Regions from separate parts of the Homo sapiens genome. Here region 2 is linked to region 1. A link is a loop called in an ENCODE intact Hi-C map of the cell type or tissue named here. Cell type or tissue: heart right ventricle. All regions are shown on one strand. Links, peaks and the distances in the headings refer to the core of each region. The heading gives the core; the rest is flanking DNA. Region 1 overlaps TLE4 (TLE family member 4, transcriptional corepressor). Region 2 overlaps TLE4 (TLE family member 4, transcriptional corepressor).

Region 1 (12,747 bases), core at 1,603-9,602:
ATAAGGAAATAGAAGTACTTAATATATTTTTAAAATCATATTTTAAAATATGTTTTTAAAAGCCTATCTTGAGCAATACTTATTTGGACAGTGGATTTGTATTTCAAATACATCATAGCCTGTGTTTCAAGGTTAAAGAATAGAAATAGAACTCTACCTTTTTACGGTCAGCATACATTTCTAGATATCTTACTCCCTTGATTATTGGTAAAATCCATTTCATTGTTCATCACCAATGTATACAGACAAACCTAGATTTCATTCTGTCCCATTCTCCCATCATAAGGAAAAGGCTTTTCCTGGTGTAATTCACCATGAAGTATTCTTGACACCACAAGGAAGCACACTGAAACATTTAGAATATGAGCCATTCTGTAGGAAGGCTATGCCAGGTTCTGCAACAATCCTCTCTACCACTGGGTAAGCTGAATATCAATAGACAAGTCACTTAACCTCCATGGATCTCAAGGCTGTAACTCAAGGCATTCTTCCAAGTATTTGGAATGTAGCTATTTTCTTATGTGTTATTTAGTCCTGTCCTAGAAACAAATTTTGAAATAAAAATCTTATACCATAGGTTATGTTTCAGCAATAAAGTTGGCCATACCATTAGCCAAGTAAACACAGTGGTTAGAAGTGAGGAAATCATTTGAGGGGTTCGGTGGTAGGGTGATAAAGTATGCCTTTCAAGCATTTAACGTTATAACTCTTTCAATTTCCCAAAATAACAAAATAAGATGGTAATTTGAAATTAAGTGTTTTAGCATTGCTATTGCTTTTTAATTATTTGTTTACAAGACTTTTAGGTATTTATTTCTACCATGTATTTTACTATTTACAGTTATCAAGGAACAGTTAAGAAGTTTTGTTCTATGAATCTATGATGCAGTAATTTGTTCAGTATTAATTGATACCTGCCTCTAGGCATGTAAACTGTGTGAAACGTAACAGGTGTCCTAATTCTAGAAAAATGTGTGGTAATTGTTTGTTTGTCAAACAGATGAATAAATATCTTTAGGGCATAGCTGGTCCTCAGGTGGTGAGCATAAATGGATTAATGATGTGAGTGACTCGGGGAGACACGCTTGTTTTGCAGCACCCTCCTCCGCCGATCGCTGAAGCAGAACAAATACTAATTAACAGGGGCGGCCTGGTTGGCAGGTTGGCTTTCTCCAGCTGATTTGGCAAAATGGTTTATTCCTTTCCCTCCATAAACCATCCCTCTTAGTTATTAGACATTTTCATACTGATGTTTAGTTAATTTCTAATTTTCTTAATTAGGATGCATTTCATCTCTTGCAAAAATATTATAACGTTTATAGTTAACATTTTTAAAAATTTAGAGGGGCCTAAGATTTAAGTTTTAATAGTTGACGCTTGAATTTCAAAAACATTTGTTTCTCAAAATGTAGATAATTCTTCCAATGGAATTATTCCAAAGAATCGTTCACCATCTTTTTTTTGTATTCTTACAGTAACACTAACCCCACTCTGGAAAAATTATAAAATCACTCATGGGGTAGTTTAATACTCTTGTTCTTCTTTCTTGAATTATTTCTGCAACACTTTCCTCTGTCCAACTTATGTATTTTGTTCTGTGGTGATTTGAAGTAGCTCAGCTATCTTCTGGGTTAAAAGACTTTCTACGCGTAGGACCCACCACTTTAATAAGGGCTGTAATTTTGGACTTAGAGAGTCATATCTGATTACTGCCATGGCAACTGCCTTGTGAAAGGGTTGAAGAGAATTCAGGCTTCATGAGAGAGTAATAGAAAGGAAGTTTGCTGAGGAGCTGAGTAGTACTTTCTGAAAGAGTTTTTGATGCTTTTAAATAAGGTTGCTGTTAAATGAAGATAATACAGTTATTTCAAAACTCAGTAATGCTGCTTAGACTTGGCAAATCAAAACTTGAAATGTTAGCATTGAATACTTAGTTGTTTTTCTTTGAATCTAAATATTGAATAAAATAAGTCACATTGCTTTAACTTTATCAGATTATTCATTATTTAGAACCAATCCAATTATTTTTGTATGTAATAAATTTTACTGCTTAAAAACAGTGTAAGCTGAGAGTTCTAGTATTGTAATGTAACATAAGAAATTCCCGCTCATTTGTGATAGTTGGAATTGGTGGTTAAGTACCCTCCTCCTCCCAACCCCTGGGTTCAGTTTTGCCTCTAGTTTTCCTTCACTAGAAACTGGAGAACAACACACACATACATGTAATCCGCTCACGTGCGGTCCACCTTTCTTCCTTCACACTGTTTAATATTCCATCCCCTCTGCATCCACTAAATGTTCGTGAAAAGCTTACACTTTCCCTCCCCTTTTACAGAAATGCAGGCAGTGAGGTGGAAGTTAAAATGTCTTAAGTATTCTTGTTGTAAGTGAACTTTCTAAGATATGGTGATAAGGGTGAGCATGAGGAATTCTTTTTCATGGAAATGGACTCATTATTTAATTGTATCATATCCTGAAGGATTCTTGAATCTTCTTTTTTAAATTGCTACTTTTCAAGTTGCTGACTTCAAATTTGAGAATAGAAGAGGGCTGGGAGAGGGGAGGTAAATAAGTTAGTGATGCCACCCAGTGAGAGAAGCCAGTAGGCTTATATAATAAGATCTCCTTGTTATTTATTGCTCCTTATGGTCATTTTAATTATTCTAGAGAATTTTGAGAATTCTATTCACTTATCTTTTTTTAAACTTCTGTTTTTGTGAGCGACATTTGGCCTTTTGAACAACAAAATAAAATTGGAAATGCTAATGTTTTGAGCCAACTAAAGGAGGAAAATAAAAATGTCACCATGGTAACAAAGCTGCTTTCTAGATGGTTTCCTAAGATATGCCTGAACTAGAAGCAGATGTCTGATTTGAGAATCTTGCCTCCTTCGATGTAAACAAATAACTTCTGGGCAGGTGTTGGAAATAATATGGAAATCCTATTAAGGGGCCCCGGGTTCCTGTCAGTCAGGAAACCCGTGCCACAAAAGGGCTGGTTGTCGCATAAAGGAGCAGAGTAAATTCTCATTAGGCTTGAGCTTTTCCCAGGAAATGATTGTCTCCGTGTGTTCTTTCTCCTGTGAATCTGAATGTAAGCTGTTGCTTCTATTGATCTATTCACTGGCTTTATTTTTCTCCTCTTCATTCCAGATCCTCCCTCGCCCCCACAAGCCTGTGTTCTCCCCCTCACCCACCCCTTCCCTTTAGATTAACACTTGATCTGTGCTACTGCTCTGAGAGTCGTGACATTTGTGATTTTAACCTCCCAACCTGGGTGGGGGTGGGGGTGGGGGTGGGGGTGGAGAAGGAGGGGAAAGTTAGTCTTGTTCCCTCAGCCTTTTTCACAAAGACTCTGGCTGATTGGGACTCGCACAGCTAGCGGCAACGGCAATCATGAAGACCATTCTGTGTACATTTACTTGAAGTTATATTTTTATGAATTAAGCAGAAACTAAAAGCTTGAAGAGACAGCTTTTTAGGAACTTTTAAAAACATAGATAGTTGTCTGGTAAGCCTCTGAGGCTGCCCTGTCCAATATGGTGTAGCCACTAGTCACATGAAGCTATTTAAAGTTAAAATGAAATAGAATTTTCAAACCCATTTTCCCAGTTATATTAGCCACATATCGAGTCCTTAGTAGCCACACGTGGCTGTAGAAACTGCCAAAACGGCAGAGATACAGAACCTTCCCACTGCTGCAGAGAGTTCTATTGGATGATGCTGCGTCTCTGACAGACTCTGATGAGGCTTGCTGGTTCTGACATTCCTTCTGGCTAAAACTGACTCCTGATACTCAAAAGCAAGGTTCCCCTGGTTTCATAGAAAACAAGGCATGTGTGTATTCGGGTTTGGGTGGTTGATGTGGTTAGCTGCACTAATATAGTAGTGATCTTTAAATGGTTGTAGATTTTTTTTTTTTGGTCACGGAACTGGTTGAGCAATATAAACATGGGTCTTCCCAAAATGGACCCCTAAGAGATGCAATTTAATGTTTCTAGATAGAAAGTTGTGGCAGTTTTGGGGGGAAGGGAGGAGTGCTTGAAAGCTATGCATAAGGGTGCTCTTTATAATACTCAGAAGGTTAAATGTGGATAAACACAAAACAAGGCTTCAGAAAAGCCACACTATTATTATGCAGCGTTTCTCGGACTATAGTCCCCGAGACGCACTTCATAAAGCCAATAAAGCGCGCACTGGTGGTCTCCCGTTGCCCTAGCAACGGGCCACGGGGCACAGTGTATGTGAAATGCATGAACATCTGTGAATTAATCTTTTTTAGTTTGTTCTTTTCTTGGCACTGATTGGACCACTCGGGCTTGTGCCTGTGACACTGCGTGCAGAGGGGTAATCTGGAGCAGTCCCCAGGGCCTTGCCCTAAAGTGGATAGTGGAATGGAAAGTGAAGGGAGATTTATCCCGGCAGTGCATTCAGCAGTGCAGGGATTTAGCCTGACAGCACTCTCAGCGGGATGTTATTAGCTTACTTTCTGGTGCATGGGGAAATGAATAAAAATTTTTCTAGTAAATCTGGGCATTATTGGGTTTATTGGGTTGCCCTGAAAAAATAATCTGCAGAGAAAATTGAAATAATCACTTGTGTTTGTACCACAGTTATCAGGACTTGAAAGCTGAGTTATTCCACATCCTTGGCCCAGCCCCCGCCTCAGGGATTATAACCAAACCATATTGGACTGTCACTGCTCTGAATGAGACTCCTGAATTGGATGCGTAGGCTGGAATCTGATTTGATGATAAAATCTGTTAGTAACCTAGTCTGACCTTATTTAGGGAAATTTTAAACTAAGCTGGTGACATTTTTGCCTTTGGGAGAATAGAGCAAATAATGACTAAATACGTAAGCGTCCAGGAACAGTACTTTTGTTAGTTAGTCCCCCACCCCTGACCTCTTCTGTTCTTTCCCTCCTCCTGCCTCCCGCTGCCACTTCTTCCCTCCCTCTTTTCAAATTGCCATCCTCCTTCTAGACTTCAGCATGACTGTACAGACTGTGTTCAGTTCCTCCTGTCAATACCAGATGTTCACTTGTAAACTGTTTTGCTCACCCTTGTCATTTTCAATTCCCTTCTCTTTTCTTCCTTTTTTCTCTTTGTGCCTCCCTTTTTTTTTCTCTCTCCATTCTTCCTTATGGGTCAACCCTCTTTCCTGGGGAGAAATGAAAGAAGAATATTACATATGAAATGTTTCACGATGGATGTAGTCTATTTGGTTAATTGTTAGGGTGAAAATTTCCTTTATAACAAATGTATTAAAACAGAAGTTCGATTGCATTAGTACTGAAAGGTATTTAGGTGGGAAGAACTCCTTGTCAATTCTGTATATGTTTTCCTTTGATTATTAAAAAGGCACAGCTATACCTCTGTATGTAGCTGAGAGATTTTTCTGATTTGTTTTTTGTTAGACAACTGACTAAAAATTATATTAATGGTTCCTGACTTTGAAACCTGTTGGTATTGACAGATGAACTTGCAGTCCAAATAAAATATTTAAATCAGTAGGTATTGATTCAGCAGCTGGAGGGCAAACAGGCCTGTACTGCATTGGGGGTGCACAGTAAAGATTAGATACAATCCCTTCCTTCAAATCATGTTCCTGTTAAAATATGGAATTGCGATATGCTGCCTTCTGAGTAGAATAAAATATATTAATGGATCGTTCCTCTTCATTTCTCAGAGCTTCTGGTGAGTCCTGAATTCTTTAAAATGTGCATATAAAACCAGTTTATGATGATGGGAGGACTAGCTCTGAAGGCAGTCTTCCCAGGAAGCTGCCCGGGCTGATGTGCAAATGCATGCAAACATGAACCTTTAGCAAACACTGACAGTAATGCCAGTGGCAACGTTCTGTCGACTCCCAATCGGGATATGGGCCTTTTACTCGAATTCAGAAAGTGTTTTGTAGGAATCGGCAAAACAATTGAACTACAGAGCTAAAATATTTATCATCTGATTTTTTGGCACTTGAATACCCTCACTTGCTTTTCAGGTGGTTTCTCTGTTTTCAAAATTAGTAAATAATTTTATTTGTTTTTTTGCTGCTCCCATTTAGCTCTGATGATATTTTCTTCTTTCAAGAGTATTTTTAAAAATTGCCAGCTTTCTAGTTGTTACTTGAAGCCAGCTTCAGAAGTAGAACAGTTAACACGGATTATTAGAGACCTTTAGAAGGAAGTAAAATTCTCAAATTTTATTTCTATGTCTTGGACTGTTATTTGGTTTTTGAAAGCACAATTTTTTATGCCAAGAACTAAAAATCTGTAGACACTGGTGGTAAAAAGTAGAAATTCCACAATTACAAGTGGCAGTGAGTAAACTGGCTAGAGTGAGAAGCAGGAATGAGGTGGAATGAGTATGAATCTCTGCTGTTTCCTTCATCTGTGTGTGTGTGTGTGTGTGTGTGTGTGTGTGTGGGTGGGGTTTTTTTTTTTTGTTTTTTTTTTTTTTTTTTTTTTGAGAAGGAGTCTCCCTATGTCACCCAAGCTGCTGCTGGAGTGCAGTGTCATGATCTCGGCTCACTGCAATCTCTGTCTCCTGGGTTCAAACGATTCTCCTGCCTCAGCCTCCCAAGTAACTGGGATTATAGGCACGTGCCACCACACACCTGGATAATTTTTTGTTTTTGGTATTTTTTAGTAAAGATGTGGTTTCACCATGTTGGCCAGGCTGGTTTCGAACTTCTGACCTCAGGCGATCCACCCACCTCAGCCTCCCAAAGTGTTGGGATTACAGGCGTGAGCCATCACGCCCCACCCCTTCATCTATTTTTAACAGTTTCTTAAAATCTCTGTCATGTTCCTATGTACTAGGCTGGTAAATAGCCATAATTCTTGAATTTTATTTTTAACTTTTCTACTCTTACTGTGTTTTAAAAGCAGTAATAGAAATAAAATCAGCACTTTAATTAGTGTTGTAGATATGTGTATCTATAAAAGTGAAAATGTTTAGGGGAAAAAAATGCTGCTTGTTTTCTTAGACACACAACATTACATGGAAACATTTGGTGATTGCAGTGGCTTCAGCATTTTAAGACTGGGCTACCAAAAACTGTACCTGATACTTAACCTGTTGGGCCTACCCAGGGACAGTGAAAGAGTCCAAATGGAGGCCCTCATACCATACACTGAAGTATTTAAAAGTTATAAATCCAATAAATAAATACACCTTAGTGATAACCTGAAAGACCAGGTTGGAATTTAAAATTCTCAGGCACTTTGGAGTTCATTGCTTTAACCACGTGGGTCCTCACGTATTTTCTTGTACACACCCTAGTTCTTACTTCAAAGCTTCATCGAACCCCTACAGCTGCGCCCAGATCTAGACACACTCAAACCAGCAGCTTGATCTAACCCTGGGAGGCTTCAGGAAGAGGACTGAGACTGAGTAAACCCTGGAAGTGGGCCTGGGGTGTTAGGGCAGGGAATTTCAGGGTCCTGGGTACCCAGCTCATGGTGTAGAGGCCACGGACAAAGGCTGTGTGTGGGCATGCCCCCTTGGTCTTACAGGGTGTTGCTCAGCCAACTGAGGGCCAGGGCCCACGTCAGGGGCCCTTCTCCTTCTCGCCAGGCTGCTTGGTTTGTACATGATTTCATAAGCTATACACTTAAGAGGAAAGAAAGGGAACTTAGAACTGTTTTATCTTAAAATAATTCTTTGTTAAATAAATGTCAATAGTTTTAATCAAAATTCATCCAGGGAATTCTAAAATATAACATACATATACACATATATATATGTATATAAAACATTAAAGATAATCTCTAGGAACAGCTGCTTTGACACTGTGTTTTATAGTCTGTTTACGGATGTGTATGTTTTTAAAATACTCCATTAAAAATCCGAAATGCGTATCCTGCCTATTGGAAGTGCTTGTGAAAGGAAGGTGGGGAGTTGGGGTACCATTTAAAGCTGAGCAAGGTAAAGATAGTGTGGAGCTTCGAAGTCAGGATTTTCTACACGACCCCACCCTCAATCTGGTCCACATAGTAAAGATTGGATGCTAGTGAAAATGCCAGGCAAGGGTTAGGCCTAAAAGGATTAGTCATGAAGATTCGAGATTCTTAAACTAAAGATTATCACTGGGAACTAACTCGGGTCATGATTTCTCTTTTCATCTGCCTTTGTTCCTTTTATGCACTTCCACAGTTGGACAGCTGGAAGTGCCACAGAAATATTTGAAGAGCCCTATTTAGTAGTTTACGTGAAAAGTCGTTGAATAATTCACATAACAAATGATTAGACAAGCACTTGTCCATCTGACTGAATTATTCTACATGTTTGCCCAAGCAACAAAGGAGAACAGCGTTTCCTCCTACAGAGGGTATACAGTGGTGGTATTGACCCATCTAGTTACTGGGTGGGTTTCAGTCTTTTGTTGACATTGTTGTTAATGAAAGCAGCCCAGACGAGCTGTGAGCAGCTGGGCTGGATAATTGTGAAGGATTCATGCTTGTTGCTGTTACCCCCAGTGTTTGCAGTGGGTTGTTTGCTTTGACTTTTGTTGAACTGTTGACAAAAGCATTAGATACAAATGGGAACAAATAAAGTGGTGAGATGCCAGGAGGGCTTGGCAGGAGTAGTGGTTTTCTTTCTGACTGAAGTGGAGGATGTCGGAACGTATCTAGATGGGAAGTGGAAGGTGTATTCGGTGTGTGTGTTTAGCAGTTTACCCTTCCGATACCAAACTGGAAAATTTTGTTGCTTATGTACCTTGGCTCACAGAGGTGAGAGAATCAAGGAGGTCACCGTATCTTGTAACCCTCAAAAAGCCACGCTCTTTACCATGCCAGTCAGGTGGCTTGCAGGCCAAGAATGTTACAACAGAAATAGTTTCCAGATTCCCCCTCCTCAACTTAAAACAAAATTTTAATAATAGAAGTATTTTGGACTGGGGAGATGACAGGCATGACGTTGAGGTGGGGAGGATTAAGAAGAACAGTATATGCTAAAATAGTATAGCTAGCAAATGGAAGTCATCTACTGGAACGCTTTTAATTTGCTTTAAACAAAATACTCTTTTGTATATTCAAATGGAGAGTAGCTCAGCTGTTGTGAAGCCAGAAAATTAATGGTATTTTTAGTGAAATAGCAAAAGCATGTCAACAATGTAGCTGCAGATGATAATGCTGGCATTTTATTCATGAGGAATTATCAATGCAGGTTACTGGACAACATAGTGTGACTGAAAATGATTGAGTGTCGGAGAAGCCCGCCATCCTTCTGCTCGATTATTTCATTTTGCATTTAGGCTTCCCCAGGCTTCATTTGTGCATGTATTTTCCCTATCACAAACCAAAATATAAAGTCTCCCTGGCTTAGGATTGTATGCATATTTTTTCTTCCTTTAAAATGTCTCCAAATGAAAGTTCCCCTTGAGTATTGACTCAGAAGCTGAGGAGTTCATTTTCAGTGCACACATGGTCAGTGGAGGTGGTTAGGCTTCAGAGATAGGTCCCTCTGAACAGTTTATCTAAATAGGTCTATGGCAGTTGTTTAAAAGCCAGCAAAACTCACCACCGTTTGATAGATGGAAATTGTCACAGAATATGCCTTCTCTGACAAGTAGAAGATTTGGAATAAGTAGTGAGGCCAGAAAAATGTTTAAAAAACATGGGCAAGAATAGGCAGAAACTGTATTTAGGCAATTAAAATGTCTTTTGGAAGAGTGCGTTTCAGTGATAGTTGAAGAGTTACTAAAAATATATTTGAATAGTCAGGAAAATTAAGCTATGTCTTTTTTTTTGGCCTGCAGTTTTGGTCTGAGGCGCTCTGGGCACCATCACTCACATTGTTTTGTTGGTATTATTTCACCTAGTGTCTGAGCAAGGAAGAGGCTAAGGCTTCCTTTCAACATTCTGTTCTCCAACCTCATTTATTGGATTCCCCTCTGCTACTGGTGACAAAAAGAATGGATTATACCTTTGTGTAATTGTGCTTGTTCCAGTACTTCATGTGACCAAATCTAGGAAAGAATAGGAATTTACTGAGTTTGTTAAAAGTGGGAATGGCCCAATTGTTTTAGTCTTTGCAGCATCTTAATCCTAGAGAGCAGTGACCAGTGAGAAGAGGTCAGGATTTTCTCAGAAATGGGGGCATGCGTTACATGGCTGTGCTCCACTCAAAAAAGTTACATGAATGCTCCCCACGTTTCAGCTCTCAGAAGATATTTTGCTTGTTTCAGTACTAGATGGTCAAATGGTAAAGGCCTAGATCTGAAGTTCATGAGGAAGAAACCCCTGAAATGACAGACACTGAATGGGGATAAATGCATCTATGTGATTAAGTAGTTGGTAGTTCTTCCAGGGTTTATTACTCAAGAGAGGAGGTAGGGAAATCGTGCAAGTAGAAAACTTGAAAAGACTCACCTTAGAGGGGATAGCTAAAGAGTAAAATGAGTAACAGTTAAATAAGAAAAAAAAAAGAAAGAAAAAAAAACTTGAGAAGACAATAAGGCAAGAAGTTTATCACCATTAACAAGCCAGAAGAAAGAAAGAGACTACACCGACTTGACTCAGCATGACTCCAAAATTATGAGACCCTGGGCAAAAGCACAACAAAAGGCTCACAAATGAAAAGAATGAGTTCAAGAGAAATTTACTTAGGCCACGTCAAAAAGATTGGTACACTGCACCCTCAGGCAGTGACCAGAGATGCAAGGGTAAGCATATTTTTGTAAAAGACCTGTTTTACAGACAGATATGCCTCAGTCTTTCCTCCCCCTCCTTTCCCACTGCTCAAGCAGGTATTCATGTTTGCTGTGCTTTTAAAGCTAAAATATCACCCTTGTTAACGGTGACTCAAGGTGACTCTACATACTCTGTTCAAACTGCATTTCTTAAGGTTGGGAAGCTGGTGTGTGTTGGGACCTGTCTACTTCTGTGCATGTGGCATGCTATGAACTCTAGACAGCCAGTAGGCAGGAAACAGTGTAGCAATACCAGCTAGACACTCATCCTCTGGAACCAGGTGGTCTGGGTTCAAATCATGCCTTATGCTATTTACCATCCTTGTGATTTTTGGCAGTCTTCTTCTCTATCTGTGTAACATGGGAGTGGTAAAGTTGCCCAATATAGTAGGTCCTTATTGGTTTTTTTTTTGTTTGTTTTTTTAGTGTACAGTATGAGTAATTTGAAAATGACCTGGTTGTGTTTATTCTTTGGAGGGTTAATATTTAAATTAACTTGCATTCCACAAACAAACACAAAACTAACAGCAGAAAGGAGCAAACTAGAAGTGTGCCAGGCCACAGGGAAATTATTGAGATTAAATTTTGCCTAAAAAAAAATCTACAAAATGGATCTTGTACATGCAGATGGTTGAGAATTAACTTTAGCTGATCCTAGCACATATTTAATTCCATTGGGGATTTTGTGTTTAGGGATAGTTCAACCTTGGCTGAGAATGTGACTTTTATGTATTTTACAGCAAAACTACTTGCTGCTCATAATGGATGAAATTGGAGACCAAAGAGGAAGAACCTTCTGGGTTCCTGTCAGTCTAAATCCTGATTTTAAAAGACATTCACCTGCCATGCTAGTGTTGTGTGCTTCTACTGGTAGGAAAAGCTAATAACTACCCTGACGAGCTCAACGAGTGGCCCGAGGACTGTGATCTCACAGTTTACCGTTTTTGCAGAGAGCCTCTTTTATTTTCGTGTCAGATTATCTGTAAAATGGACTTCTCCCTCCAGTGTTGTAAACCATAACAATTCTGGCATTCCTCTAATTGTGTGGGGAGAGGGAGTATACCCAACAGATGCTTGTCGAGCAGGAGAGACTCTTGCTGCTTTTCATTATTTTACTACTCATACACCTAATCCCTGTCAATAAGGTTGGCTGTTTGGGGAAAGAACACACATCCCTGCACTATAATACTGATTTATTTGCAGCTTCTTTTCTTCAGACCGAGTTAACTGAGGAGTCTCACAAGGCAGTGAGTCAGCCTTGCTATGGACTTTGACAGAAGTATATCTGAAGGGAAGGGAGTGATTGCAGTATTCAGGGTGCTGGGGAACAGCAGACCTGGTTCAGCAAGGGGAGGTTAAGGACTATACTCCCACCCCTACTCAAGACATGAATGCCTCTCATAGTGTGATCCCTGGTTGCTTTGTTTTCAGTGAAGATTAGCCTCAGTTTCTCCGTTAAAAAAAAAAAAAAGTCAGTCTGGAAGATTTTATACGGCCTATGCTTTTTAGGCCATTGAAACAAAACACTTTTTTTTTTTTTTTTTTTTTTTTTTTTTGCAGAGGTGGTGGTGGGGGAGGGGGGATGCCCTTTCAGTGATTAGTGCCCTGCTACATAGTTGTCTTCCAGAGCTACAATGTCAAGGAGCCCTCCTGTCCTGGGGAGAGAGGGTGCGCAGAATGGAAATTCAGCTTGCTCAAAGAGTCATACCAACAGGGCTCTAGCAGATTTCATATTTTCTTAATAAGAATGACAAAGGGGCCAGAGTCCTGGAAAGTAAGATACACACTGGGCATAAGATGGTGTTTGCCCTCATGGGAAGAGTGTGGTTTTCCCACAGGAGAATCCAGAATAACCAACCAACATGGCCAAGTTTCCCACTGTGGGCGGGCAGTGAGGGGCCCCTGAGCAGACAGGATTTCAACTTCCCACATGAGCCAGGGTGGGTCTGGCAAAGGTTTAGGAGATGTCTTTCAAGTGAATCTGTTTTTCTACATGTTTTCTACCTCTGGATGTATAGAGTCAGCTTCCTGCATGACCTGTTTTTGTGAG
Region 2 (12,747 bases), core at 2,078-10,077, 80 kb before region 1:
GGGGAACTTGGTGATATGACGTGGAATTGGAACATAAAATATGAATCTAAATTTCTGGTAATCTTTAGGATTGATAGAGCTAAGCAGATGAAGCAAAAAAAAAAAAAAGGATGAAGTATTCTAGGCTATAATGGGAATTAATGCTGTGCCATTGTCTCAAGTTCTAGCATAAAAGTGAAGATGACAAATAGGACATGGTTAGAAATGGCACATGTTTTAGTGTGACGTCTTCAAAATGGAATTTTTAAAAATGAAAGAACATAGGCCCTTATTCCCTAAGGATTTCCCTAAGTGTATGGTTTTTGTTTTTTGTTTTGTATGAGACAGCTGACCCAGGGTTTAGTTGTTAAGTTTTTTTGCTGATTGTTCTTCTTTGTAAATACAGTGTGGCTTCTAAATGGGTTGGTGGCTTCTAAATGGCACAGTGGGGTGATGCATGGAGTTGATAGCATTACTAAATGCTGCTTCTTCCCATCTTTCACCTGTAATGCTGTCATTAAAGAAGTCCTCACTGATGGACTCTGACAGCAGTGGTTACCATTCTAAAAAGTGAGTATTGGATATAGATTAGGAACAGTAGGTATGTGAATTCAACCTATAGGAACTATATGGAGATGAACATACCATCTTTTGAAAAGGGGAGCATGAGAACATCTATGACTTCCTTATAGTTAGTATTCTACAATGTGAAAGCTTCTTCATTTGAATTTTAGTAATCATCAGGAAATTTTAGAAATCTAAAACGCATAGAATCTGAAAGTAAGTACTGCACATTTATGTATGTTTTATGTGTGTATTTTTATATGTGTGTGTATTTGTGTGTGTGTGTGTGTATATATATATGTATATTTAATCAAAGCAAGAAAACTCCTGTTTCACTTAAAGCCATGTAAATTTTATTACGAGACTTGGGCCACAACCATTTGAGTGCTGCTAAAATATTAATTGAATAGAAATGAAAGGGCCTTGCCAACTGATAGGATATCATAATCATAGCCTCTTTGGTCGATGGTAAATGATGATAAATGACATTAGGAACCTTTTAGCAAACTGTAATAACTACAAGGAGGGAAGCAGTATGGATTTGCATTGTATCTGATACCCTCTAGTACCAAGTGGATTGCCAATACTGCTTGTTTAGCATTTTCTAAGGGCAATAAGATATTGATTTCTGACTTACAAGGAACAGCTCTATTTTCACCATTGAAAAGTATTGCAGGTTGTTAAGAAGAAATTGACTTGAAGAGGCCGACTGCTGCCCATCATGGAGCAAATAAAGCAAAACTGCCGAAGCATGGTGGAGCAGCGAGACGGGCCCTCAGCAATTTGTTGCTATTAATTTACCATGCTCGACAGCAAATCAATCGGCATCTACTTCATCTGCTGGAGAAAATGCTGTCCAGGGCAGATAAAAGGCTCGGCATGGTACAGAGAATAGACTGGATTGGCCAAAAGCAGGCTGCAGTTAATGTGTAAATAAGTGAAATCAAGGCCACTGTTGCAGAGGAAGCTGTTGTTAATTAGGTTGGTGTTTTTTAGTGAACTATTTTAGAAAGCAGCTAGGATTTGGAGAGTAAGAAGAGATTTATTGAGATTGAAGTAATACATGACTGGCATGACATTCTAGCCTTGAGTGTACTTGAATCTAGGGTGCAGTAAATTTATTTGGGGACACTGCTTGCTATGAAGTTTGTTGAAAGTTCATTTTAGACCACATTTCCCTTATGATAACTTTTTTTTTCAACCTTGCCAGTTTTTTGCACATCTTCTGTCTTATTGTGTACTCTTAGATTTAGAAGAGTAGATGGAGGAGTAGGTGTTTTAGTATGGAGGCACAAATGTGTCTGTTATATTCTTACCCAGTGCCTTTTTTTTTTTCAGAGATAGGTATAATTGAACTCTTGTATAATAATGAGAGTGAACTATCATGGAAGATGGGGTGTTCTAGCTGAAAGTAACTAATAAATGAAGATTTTGCTGACAGAACTTTATCTTGCTTCAGAAATATTAGGAAATAACAATCTAGAGGGCCTGAATAGTGGGTAGATACTACTAGATTATAAAATCTTAAAGATGACAAGTGAAATTTTGATGTCTGCATAAACTTCAGATACAATTATAAGACTATGTGTGTGGGGGTGGGAAGGGTTCTTGTGTTTTTGGTTTTCATTAAGGTTTAAAGCCACCTTTTCTAATTTAAGATTATTTACACGCTGATAATATTCCACAATTAATGTTAACGGAGTGAAGGGTATTGGTGGTGTTTTTTCCCCTTTACCTCTCATTTGGGCATTTTAAAATAGGAGGCCAACTTCATTTACTCCTGTTTAGTAAATCTAAATGAGTGTAGGTTTTAAATTAGATTTTTTCCCAAAACCCTTCAGAAGGTCTAGTATTAGGGCAGTTGATAAGTAAGTGGAAGCACCTTGGGCAGGACCCAGTGACCTGTCCTTTTACTTATTACAGCACCTGCACGGGAAGCAGATCTGGAGGATGAAATTTAACCTGTTACAGTGTGTGTATGTTTTAGGGTGTGTGTTTTCCGAATACTGTGGGGAGTTCCCTTTTTCCTTCTCCCATGATGGATTCTTTTGTCTTTCTAGAGATACCATAGGAGGATATCTGGATTTTTCACCTAAGGCAGTGATTCTTGAGTGAAATTGGAATTTCCTTTCAATAGAAGTAAACATTTATTATATATCTGGCTTGCGCTTACCACTGGTCTGGGCACACTGCCAAAATTCTTATCGTTAGTTCTCATAATGATCCTAAGACAGGGATTATATCCAATCAAAAGTTGATTAAACAGGGTCAGCTCTGCACAAGGTGATACAGCTAATAGTTGGTGGATTCAGGACTTCAAATAAATTTATGTGGGAGGATATCTCCTGGGAGATGGGTTTGCTATGGGTTAGAGATTCAGGCCCCAGTTCATTCCTGAAATAGAGAGTCCCTGAACTTTAGGCTCATACGCAGAACCTCTTGAGTTGGGGGATTCTCTGCAACTGCCTAGAGTCCATGGATGGCTCAGCCTGCCCTCTGCTTGCAGACTGCTTTCAGTGGGTGAGAGGGTGAGGTTGCTTTCACTCGGAATCTCCCACATGTGGGCTAGGGAAGCTGCTTGCTTATCAAGATGGAATTTGCTTCCTCCCTAGGCAACCTATTTCTCATTTGTTTACAAACTTGTTCTTCTCTTTAACTTTTATCTTTTCCTGTGGCTTATGAGAGTGCCTACAGACAAGGGGCTGTTTGTTAATCACCATCTTGTGGGCTTTTGAAGGGGGAAGCTGGGAGGGGAAAATGTGATGTTTTGTAGCCTCTTTGTAGTTTAGAAAGAGGTTCGTCGATGCAGGAAATCACACAACTCAGTTTTAAATGAAGGCAGATGTTTTGCTTTTACTGTTAAAAGAATTTCTTTGCAGCATTCAAACAAAAGGATAGTTCCTTTTCACTGCCCCTTAATCCCTGCTGGATATTATTTATTTGTATTTATTATTTTGATGGGCAAAGTTCTTTGTATCTAGGTATATATCACTTTGATCTGTGTAGGAATGATGGACCGGACTAATGAGCTACATCTCTAGGTGCTGTTGCAGCACTGGTGAAGGAGACAATACAAGCACCAGCCCATTGTTCTTCACATTCTTCATTTAATCTTTGCTTTCCTAGAATACATCTTTTTTATTTCTTCTTTTTTTTCTTGTGTTATAAGATAGGTAGAGGAAACCAGTTGGGAATTAAATGTTTAAAAAATGCATTTATAAGTTATTTGTGTTTGTTTTTAATGTGGCTTTTTTTTTTTTTTTTTGCCTTTGATGTGATTCGATGGTTTGGTTTACCACTTCTGGACAGCAATAATGTATTTGGTGGCTAGAGAAAAGAGGGACAGGGATGTGAGTTCTAGAAGGCACTTTCTTGATCCCTCTACACACCCTCTTAAAATGACTCCAGCGTTCCAGCAATGGTGGTAGGTTCAGTGGTCCTATACTAGCTAAGTTATTACCAGTTTTGTAAGCTGGGCTGTTGGAGAGAAGCAGGGGGGCAGCACATTTACGCATGGGCAATGGAGTATTTACACTGATAATGACAGTTTGCAAGGCTTAGGACTTGTTCAAAGTAAGTATACTGCGAACAGTTTATGAAATTATTACTCTAAAGAGGAAGGGCCTCAGAAGTTTTAGTCAGAAGCAAGAGTTAGAGCTGTTTTGTCTTTGCCTTAGTAATAGCTCTCAGTGGTAGTTGTTTTCTATCTATGGAGAGGGATTTAGCTGGCATTCATCACCACAAATCTATATACCCTCTCTCTTTTCATTGGAACTTACCCAGCATTTATGCCAGGCTGTTGCTATTTCTATATCATTGACCCAAAACTTATCCCTGGAGAGCTGCACGTGTAACCCTTATTCCATCCAGGGGTGACACATGGGCAGGGTGTGGATTTTCTTAGCTGGTTCATCAAATAAGCAGAAGAGAAGTACTCTGGGATACCCCTTAGGTACTCTGTCCTCTGGTGAGTGGATCGCACTGTCATCTCTTTTGAGGATTTGCCCACACACATTTCAAGAATTGTATGGTGGAGGCAGCTTCTGCGTTTCACGGAATGAAAGGATAACTTCTCTCCCGGTGCGAGACAATACTCTATCCCCAACCTGGGCTGGCTGTGGTGTGCTTGGGACCTCTGCAGGGCCCTGTTGCTTGCAGCAACCTAGGCAAAGTGAGAGGTTGGGGAAGGAGGAGGGGGGATATTGGCTTTTTCATTTCTTAGCAGGCTTATTTAACTCATTATTATTATTATTATTATTGTAATTTGGGTTCTGTCCTTATTTTCGAACTATGTATTCTGTTTCTGAAGGTCTGTGGATGATTTTGGTTATTGAATTTGAAACTGCAAGAAAATATAACTGGAAAGAATAGTCATAGTAGAAATTATAAGCACTAGTACTCTGTAACACCCTTTCTTTACAGAGAGCTTAAGGCATTTTATATGTTCTCTTTAATGTTCCTTATGTTCTGTGAAGCAGGTAGCAAGCTTGGATCCATGTATTTATTTAAATAGCTTCTGTCAGTGGAGTACCCAACAGTTTGCCAAGCAGTGTCATTCTACTGGCCTCCTTTAATAGATAACACTGAGGCTTAAGGGCTTAAGAGACTAGCCCAGTGTCACAGTCAGGGAGGATCAGCACGGGGGTGGAGATACCAGAGTTCACGCAGGTCAGCGAATGCGCCTGAGGTTGCATAGTGAGAGTCACTGGCAGAAGAGGAAATAGTAGGTTTCTTGACTTCCCTTCCAGGGCTCCCTTCGCTGACCATGCTGTTTCCAAACAGCAAATAACATGCTTGTTTCTATGATGTGTTTGGCTTTCTGCAACATGAGGAGCATGGTGATGCTACTGGCAGTCCAAGAGTGTTACACCGTCATCTCTAGTGAGAGATCTGATCTGTGTTTGTGTTTGAGGACAGCTCCTCCCTCCCCTCCCTTCTACCCTCTCATTGCCTCTGCCCTGCCCAAAGGGAGTCTAGGATCAGCAATATTGAAATATAAAGCCAAGGTCCACTTTTAGAAAAGTGCTTGATAAAACTGGCTATCTGGCATTCCTGAACTGTACCATGCAAACACACTGTGTTAGATACTTACCTGTTTATTTCCTGTCTCTCTCTCGTGCTAGATTGTAAGCTCCATGAAAACAGGAGCTTTTATTGTTTACTGCTGTGTACCCGGTGTTGAGCCCTGTGCCTATCGCATAGTAGATGCTGGTGCGCAATAAAATATTTGGTGAATGAGAGAATAGCAGTTAGAGCTAGCCAAGAATATGTGTGATTTAATATTTTTAAGGGTATATTAGGTTGCAAGATAGATAACAAATACTGAATCTCAGGCATACTTAGGTCTGTGTTGTCTACTAGTTTGTGGAAAAGTGACACTTGGAAAGAGGAAGCAAAAGCAACCGAACTTGCTGTGCCTTTGAGGAACAAGTTAGTATAGCTAAAGTAGAATGTATGTATTTTAGTATGTTGAGTCTGCCTTTTTAAAGATGAAAACATGAATCATTCCAAACAGAATTTAAAATTCAGTTTGAACGTCACTGTATCACTAGTCAGTGTTTATCTGAATAATTCTTTTACTATTAATAGGTCTGTGTACCTGTGGTTTGAATGAATGTGGAGCAATATCGATCTTGACTATATTGTGTGTTTAGCTAACTTCCCTGCAAATCAGTAAAAAATGCAAGGTTTTAGTTCTTTTCAAGGGACAAGGAATTTTGAAAATGTCTTAATTTTTTTTATTAGTAGAGATAGTATAACGTTGTTGAAAGAATAGTAATCATAACAGTAAGCAATTTTAGATTGCTTATAGTGTCGATAATATTTCACTTATTCTTACAACAATCTTATGAGATTATAGTAGTAGTATTATTTCCATTTTACGTATGTTGGGGCTGAGACACAGAGAGCTTAAATAGCTTGCTTGAAATCAGCTAGCCGGTAAAATAGATCTTGGGTTTGACTCAAGGTCAGAACGCTGGTATGACAGATATTTCTGCCTTATTCCAGTTGATATGTTTGGAATACTCCACCATCAGCATACTTACTACCTTCCCCCAAATGCTTGACTGATTCCGGAGCCTCAGATTCTAGTTCTGGCCTTGCTAGTCACCAGCTTTGTGATATTGCTGAGTACCGTACCTTTAAGGGCCATGCTTTTCTCATCTTTAACTTAGGGCGTAAGTGAACGCCCAGATCTCTTTTAGCTCTTTTGGTTAAAATGACCATTTCAGTTTGGTTTGTTGCTGTGATCCAGTGAACAGAAATTGAATTTTTTTTTTTCAGTCTTAGAAAGTCTCTTTTAGCACTTATTTTCAGAATTTTTAAAATCCAAAGTTACCCAATGTGCCTAGGAGTAGAAATGTATATTTATATACTATTAATACTTTATTTTTTATAAGGTACTTTCTCATCCTTTTTTTTCATGTAAACCCCAATAATAAAGCATTCCCCCCGTCCTGTGGATGAACACAGTGAGACGCAGATGTTAGATGACAAAGTTCTTCACTTAATTAGTAGGTGGTTTACAATTCACTGATTCTCTTATGGCCAGCGTTCAGGCTAAAGTAATGTTGACACAGAAGTAGAGCAATTTTCATAAAACATGTAATATAAAAGTATATATAACATAAAATATATCAGTATGTCTTTAAAGTGATTAGTTTTTGTACTTTTCCTTTGGCATATATTAGAAAACTTAGGCTGGGCACGTGGCTTACGCCTGTAATCCCAGCACTTTGGGAGGCTGAGGTGGGTGGATCATGAGGTCAGGAGATCGAGACTGTCCTGGCCAATGTGGTGAAACGCTGTCTCTACTAAAAATTAACTGGGCGTGGTGGCGCATGACTGTAATCCCAGCTACTCGGGGGGCTGAGGCAGGAGAATCACTTGAACCAGGGAGTCAGAAGTTGCGGTGAGCCAAGATCGCGCCACTGCACTCCAGCCTGACGTCAGAGCAAGACTCTGTCACAAAAAAAAAAAAAGAAAAGAAAATTGTGTGACTTCTGAAATTGTATGAATTATAAAGTGATCCAATAATTTTCTTCCAAAGATGTGCAAAGGGACTATGTAGCAGTTTATTACCTGTTGTGTAATTAGCTCCGGGGGTTACTCTTCTAGAATCTAAGGTAGGTGTCAGTTTCTCTAGCTTGAGGTAAAGCGTGTCTGTAAACTGTGGCTTACAGTGAGCTTGACATCTCAAGTCCTCAGGACTTTCTTGCTTTGTCCCATCAAGGACCCTTTCCTTAGGGAAGATAAATTCATTGTAAATAAATGACTTAATCATAAGTAGAAGAAGGGAGAAATGTTTAATCTTGGCCTTTTGGAGTTTATAAATCAAAGACACAGTAGAGATCAAGTTCCTTCATTAAAGTGTAGTTCCAAAAAGGAAGAATGTGGTTTTGGTTTTAAAAAATTTTTTTATTTTTAATTTTTAAGAGTACATAGTAGGTGTATGTATTTATGGGGTAAATGAACTATTTTGATACCGGCATATAGCATATAATAATCACATTCGGGTAAATGGACTACCCATCAACTCAAGCATTTCCCTTTTTTTGTGTGGGTTAGAAACTTTCTAGTTATACTCTTTTAGTTACTTTTAAATGTACAATAAATTATTGTTGACTGTAGTCACTCTGTTATGCTATCAAACACTATACCTTATTCATTCTGACTATATTTTTGTTTACAGAAGAATATGTTTTGTTCACTGCTGGTACCACTAGCACCTAAAACAATGCCTGGAATATAGTAGAAGAAATGAATGAATGAATGATGGAACAGCTAAAGGAGTGGTTTAATTTTTTCATTTTATTGCATTTCATGTAGCATCACATATTCTGAGTATCAGCCACCTTTATATAAGCTGTCTTCGTTTCTGAGTGCTTAGGGAGGGCCTGGCTTTATGCTGAGCAAAAAAGGCCTAGATAGGCAATCAGAGAGTGGGAGTTCTTATCTCAGTCTGCTACAGGTCCTTGAGCTGCTGATTGGCATTTTTAAAATTTAGAATTGGATTCATACTTTGCCAGATGATTTATTTCTAAGATATCTTTCAACTCTTAACATCATATGATGTTTAAATGACCAGCTTAAAAATAAAATTCATCCCTACTTCCATTGCTCGGTACTATAGGCATGCCATTTTAGTAAGTTAAGTTTTAAGATAATTTTTATAAGAGGAAATACAGCCAGGTTTTTTTTTGTTTTTGTGTTTGTATTTTTGTAGAATCTCACTTTGAGCAATGTTAGGCTATTGTGTGGACAGCTAAAACAATCCTAATATTGCCAGTGTTTCACAACCTAGAACCATCTGCTGTGTTGCTTTTTTTGCAGTTGTAGCTGCATCTTCCTGGTCCTTCTATAGGCTAAGAGCACATCAGTAAGTACATATAGTTAACAGATTTTTCATATGTATATCTTGGGCAAGTGTTAGTGATAATAAGAGCAGTTAAAATTTATCGAGTGCCCACTGGATACCAGGTAAAGCACTAAATGCTTCAGATGTATTAATTTGTTTAATTTGTAATCTTTTGAGGAAGGGATCTGATTATCCTTATTGTGTATGAGGAAACTAAGGTAAAGAGAAGCTGAGAAATTTGCCCAGGGTTATATATAGCTGGTAGGTTACAGAGTAGGGGTGTCAAGGCCAGGCATTCTGGCTTGAGAACCTACATTCTGGTTTTGAACCACTGGCAATAAATGTCTCATAAGTGACTATGGTAAACTTCTTTGTTTATCCTTGCGTGTGTGTGTGTGTGTGTGTGTGTGTGTTTTGAGATAGAGTCTCGCCCTGTTGCCAGGCTGGAGTGCGGTGGCGTGATCTCGGCTCATTGTGATCTCCGCCTCCTGGGTTCAAGTGATTCTCCTGCCTGAGCCTCCTGAGTAGCTGGGATTACAGGCCCACACCACCACTCGCAGCTAACTTTTTTGTATTTTTAGTAGAGACGGGGTTTCACCATGTTGGCCAGGATGGGCTTGATCTCTTGGCCTCGTGATCCCACCCACCTCGGCCTCCCAAAATGCTGGGATTACAGGTGTGAGCCACCGCGCCCGGCCTATCCTTGTTTTCTAAATGAAAAAACAAATCGTCTGCTTCTGTGTTCTGTACACAGTGAGCTTAAATGTTAAAAATAATAGCTGGTATCATTTGGGTATTTTGTTTTGCAAATTAACACACTAGATTAGTGGACTCATTCATTGGTTCATCTTTTATCACAGATTCTACTGTTTGTCCGTGGCTGGATAACCACAGGCCTCTAGATATTTTTGTACCTCTGACTGTGAGATTTCTAAAACAGGCATGGCACCTTCTTTTATAACCACGTGTCACATGGGAATGTTCAGGGAACTGTAAACTTTTGAGTGCCTGCCTGGGGTGGAGGAGAGATGGAGGTTCTTGGCTGGGTTTGAAAGGTTCTATATAGTTCTGGAATTTATATGCATAATTGTGTACCTTTTTTGTGGGGGCAGAATCCATAGCCCTTACTGGTTCAATGAGGAAACTGGAACCCAAACAAAAGAATTAGGGAGGTACTGTGCTAGAGCAGTGGTTGCAAACTGGAGCAGTTCCTTTCCTCAGAGGATGTCTGGCAATGTGATGATATTTGGGGTTGTCACAACTTGGAGTTGCTACTGGCATGTAGTGGGTAGAGTCTGGGATGCTGCTGAACATCTGCATGTACAGGACAGCCCTCTACAACAAAGACTTAGCTGGCCTAGAATTTCAGTAGTGCCAACACTCAGAAACTCTGCTCCAGAGAGAAGAAAATACTATTAAATTCTGTTGCCTTTTTATGGCCCGGAGAGTTATAGGTTTGGGGCATAATGACCTCTTTGAGTAGAGAAAGGCCAAGTATGAGCATTGTCTGGCTTCTCTAGTTAAGTCAATTTGAGAGAATCCTTTAAACGTACTTAACCTTTTCAGGTTTTTTCCTCCCTTTCCCATGATGATAAGCAGAGTGGGGTTGGTGGTAGTTAAGTTCTGAATAGAGATATTACATGATCCTTTGTAATCTTCCTTTTCCTAAAGAAGGGACCGTGATAAACCTTCTCGGTGGGAGGGACTTTTCACACTTAAGTTCAGCTTCTCACTGGAAATCAGCTTGATTTCCACTGAAAACATCCAGATCTTTGTGGTGCTACTACTGCGCAAGGCAGAAGACATTTTCAGTGGAGGTATTGGATTGGCAGAAATTTCTTTATGTGAGACCCATTAGTCCTGTCCCCCATCGAAGTCACTAGAATTAGTCTTACTCCTTGTCTAGGTTTTTCAGAAGTGTTGCCCTTTATTAGCCTTCCTTTGTCCATGCTGGGCATTCTCAGTCATTTTAACCATTCTCCTGAGACACCAGTCTGGTTGGTACCAAGATGTATATGATAGACCGGGCTGCCTGAGAATTCAACGTGACGTTTCTGGCCTGATTCTACCCAACTGAGGCATTAGGGCAGATCTTATTGCAAAGTAGCCCTTCTGCTCTTTCTCTTTAGGGCAAAGTACATTATATTTGTCTTTGTCATGTCCTGATCACACTGTAATACACAAAATGGAACCTTGAGTTTTGTAAGTAACCTGAGTCCACAATATGGGTTCGTTTTTATTTTTGAATGTGTGGGCGCTGATCAGTGAACCTGTTTTACTTGGACTTCTTTTCCCCCAACAAATTTCACTATGCTGCGCTATGAATGTGGGTGGCTGTTTTAAAGGCTTTTGATTTTGCGGGGGACAGAGAACTGTTTGGAAATGTGGTTTTACCTCTGGCTAGCTTGGTTAACCCCCCCAAAATATAGTCAACCTAAAGTGGCTAGTGAAAAAACAATAGCAGTTCTGTAGCTGCTTGTTTGCTTGAACATTTTTTGGGTGAGCTAGGGGAAGACAAAACACTTGTTTGGGCTTCTTAATGAAGAAATTGTGTCCCCAAAATTCCAATGTGTGCTTCTTAAGCTTCCACTCTTCTCTAGGTTCTGGGCATGGGGAGGTAAACTTTGGCACCCCTACTTGCTTGTAAGTTTTCTCTTTACATTTCAGAGGTGTCAGATTTAGGAGAGGCTGCTTGTAAGTTTTCTCCTTATATTTCAGAGGTGTCAGATTTAGGAGAGGCTGCGGCAGGCAAAGTACATTATGTACAAAAACCTTCCTTTTGTAATATGGGAGCTCATTTCCAAAGGCTCCATATGGCTAGCCTAGGAGGCTCATAGTAAAGACCTGCTTTAGTTGTAAGCAGAGCTGATAGGAGGGTTTTTTTATAATCTAAGCAATAATTTTTAGGTTATTTTGCATCAGTTTAGGATGCACACTTGTGAGGTGGTATTTATGCCTTCTTCCCAGATTAGATTTACAAATCCCACTTTCTTAAGATACTTGATTTTACATTTTGAATCATGCTTTTTTGCCACTTTCTTTCTGTTTGAGGCTCACCGTGCAAATTAACTTTCTAAACTGAAATATTTAGCTTCTCAAATGGAAATACCTGGAACTGGATTTATTATAAAGGTTAAGAAGATTATAACCTAAATACTTAAACATGAAAAAAGTAACTTAATCTTCATGAGATTGTTTTATTCTTTCATTGGGAGGGTTACTTGGTTAAGAGCCAGTAGTCCTGGTCACCTCAGAGGGAATGCAAAGGCTCTTATTCTTTCATCCAGCTAATGTTAATTAACCTCATACTATGTGCAGGTTGCTTTGAGGGCTAGCAGTTAGGAAAGGTAGGAGGCTTGCCTCCATGGAGAATCTAGTCTTTTTACTTCATTTGGACCACTGTAAAAAATATAAAGCAGTGCAGTGGATACACAGTTGTGACATAGGTGGAAGAGAAGGGGGTCTTTCTGGCTCCTTGAGTGATTAAGGATGCTGTTACGGAGGAGGTGGGCACAGTTTAGTGAGACCTCAGAGGATGGGGAGCACTTAGGCAGGTTGAAAGGAAAGGGTAGGATTCCAAGTGGAAGCCACAGAGACTGGAAACTGCTGTGCATATTCAGGCTGTGTTTAGTGTTTCCAGCTTTATTGAGTGGTAGAGGAGAGAATAATTGGGAATATAGGTTTGGGATGCATTATAGAAGGCCTTGAATGCTGGTGGTAGTGCTTGGGCTATAAAAAGAAAGCAAAGGGGAGATTAATCAGTAGTTGGTCAAGGGACCATATCTGTTTTGCTAATTTGTTCAGCAGCTAGCATGAGGCCTGAGAACAAATGTCAGTGAATGTTG

The links. Peaks named below come from ENCODE experiments on the same cell type or tissue, not always from the same donor. Only the 100,000 strongest peaks of a DNase experiment are listed, where the experiment ranks them.
Region 2: it touches region 1 in a loop (2.2-fold over the local background); 35 of 110 quality-filtered maps call a loop at or near these places.

Annotation. Positions count from the first base shown.
Region 1 is chr9:79,659,772-79,672,518 of GRCh38, forward strand. All of the region lies in intron 8 of TLE4 (TLE family member 4, transcriptional corepressor), which reads left to right. Among named protein-coding and RNA genes, the nearest start is that of TLE4, 94 kb to the left of the region's middle. RefSeq lists an enhancer at 1,434-3,848. In heart right ventricle, for the core only: no CTCF peak of the experiment used is centred there; no DNase peak of the experiment used is centred there; H3K4me3 peaks cover 480 bases; H3K27ac peaks cover 1,458 bases.
Region 2 is chr9:79,578,849-79,591,595 of GRCh38, forward strand. The region is part of intron 4 of TLE4 (TLE family member 4, transcriptional corepressor); the gene reads left to right. Among named protein-coding and RNA genes, the nearest start is that of TLE4, 13 kb to the left of the region's middle. RefSeq lists a silencer at 5,123-5,222. In heart right ventricle, for the core only: no CTCF peak of the experiment used is centred there; a DNase peak (open chromatin) is centred at 5,223; H3K27ac peaks cover 2,038 bases.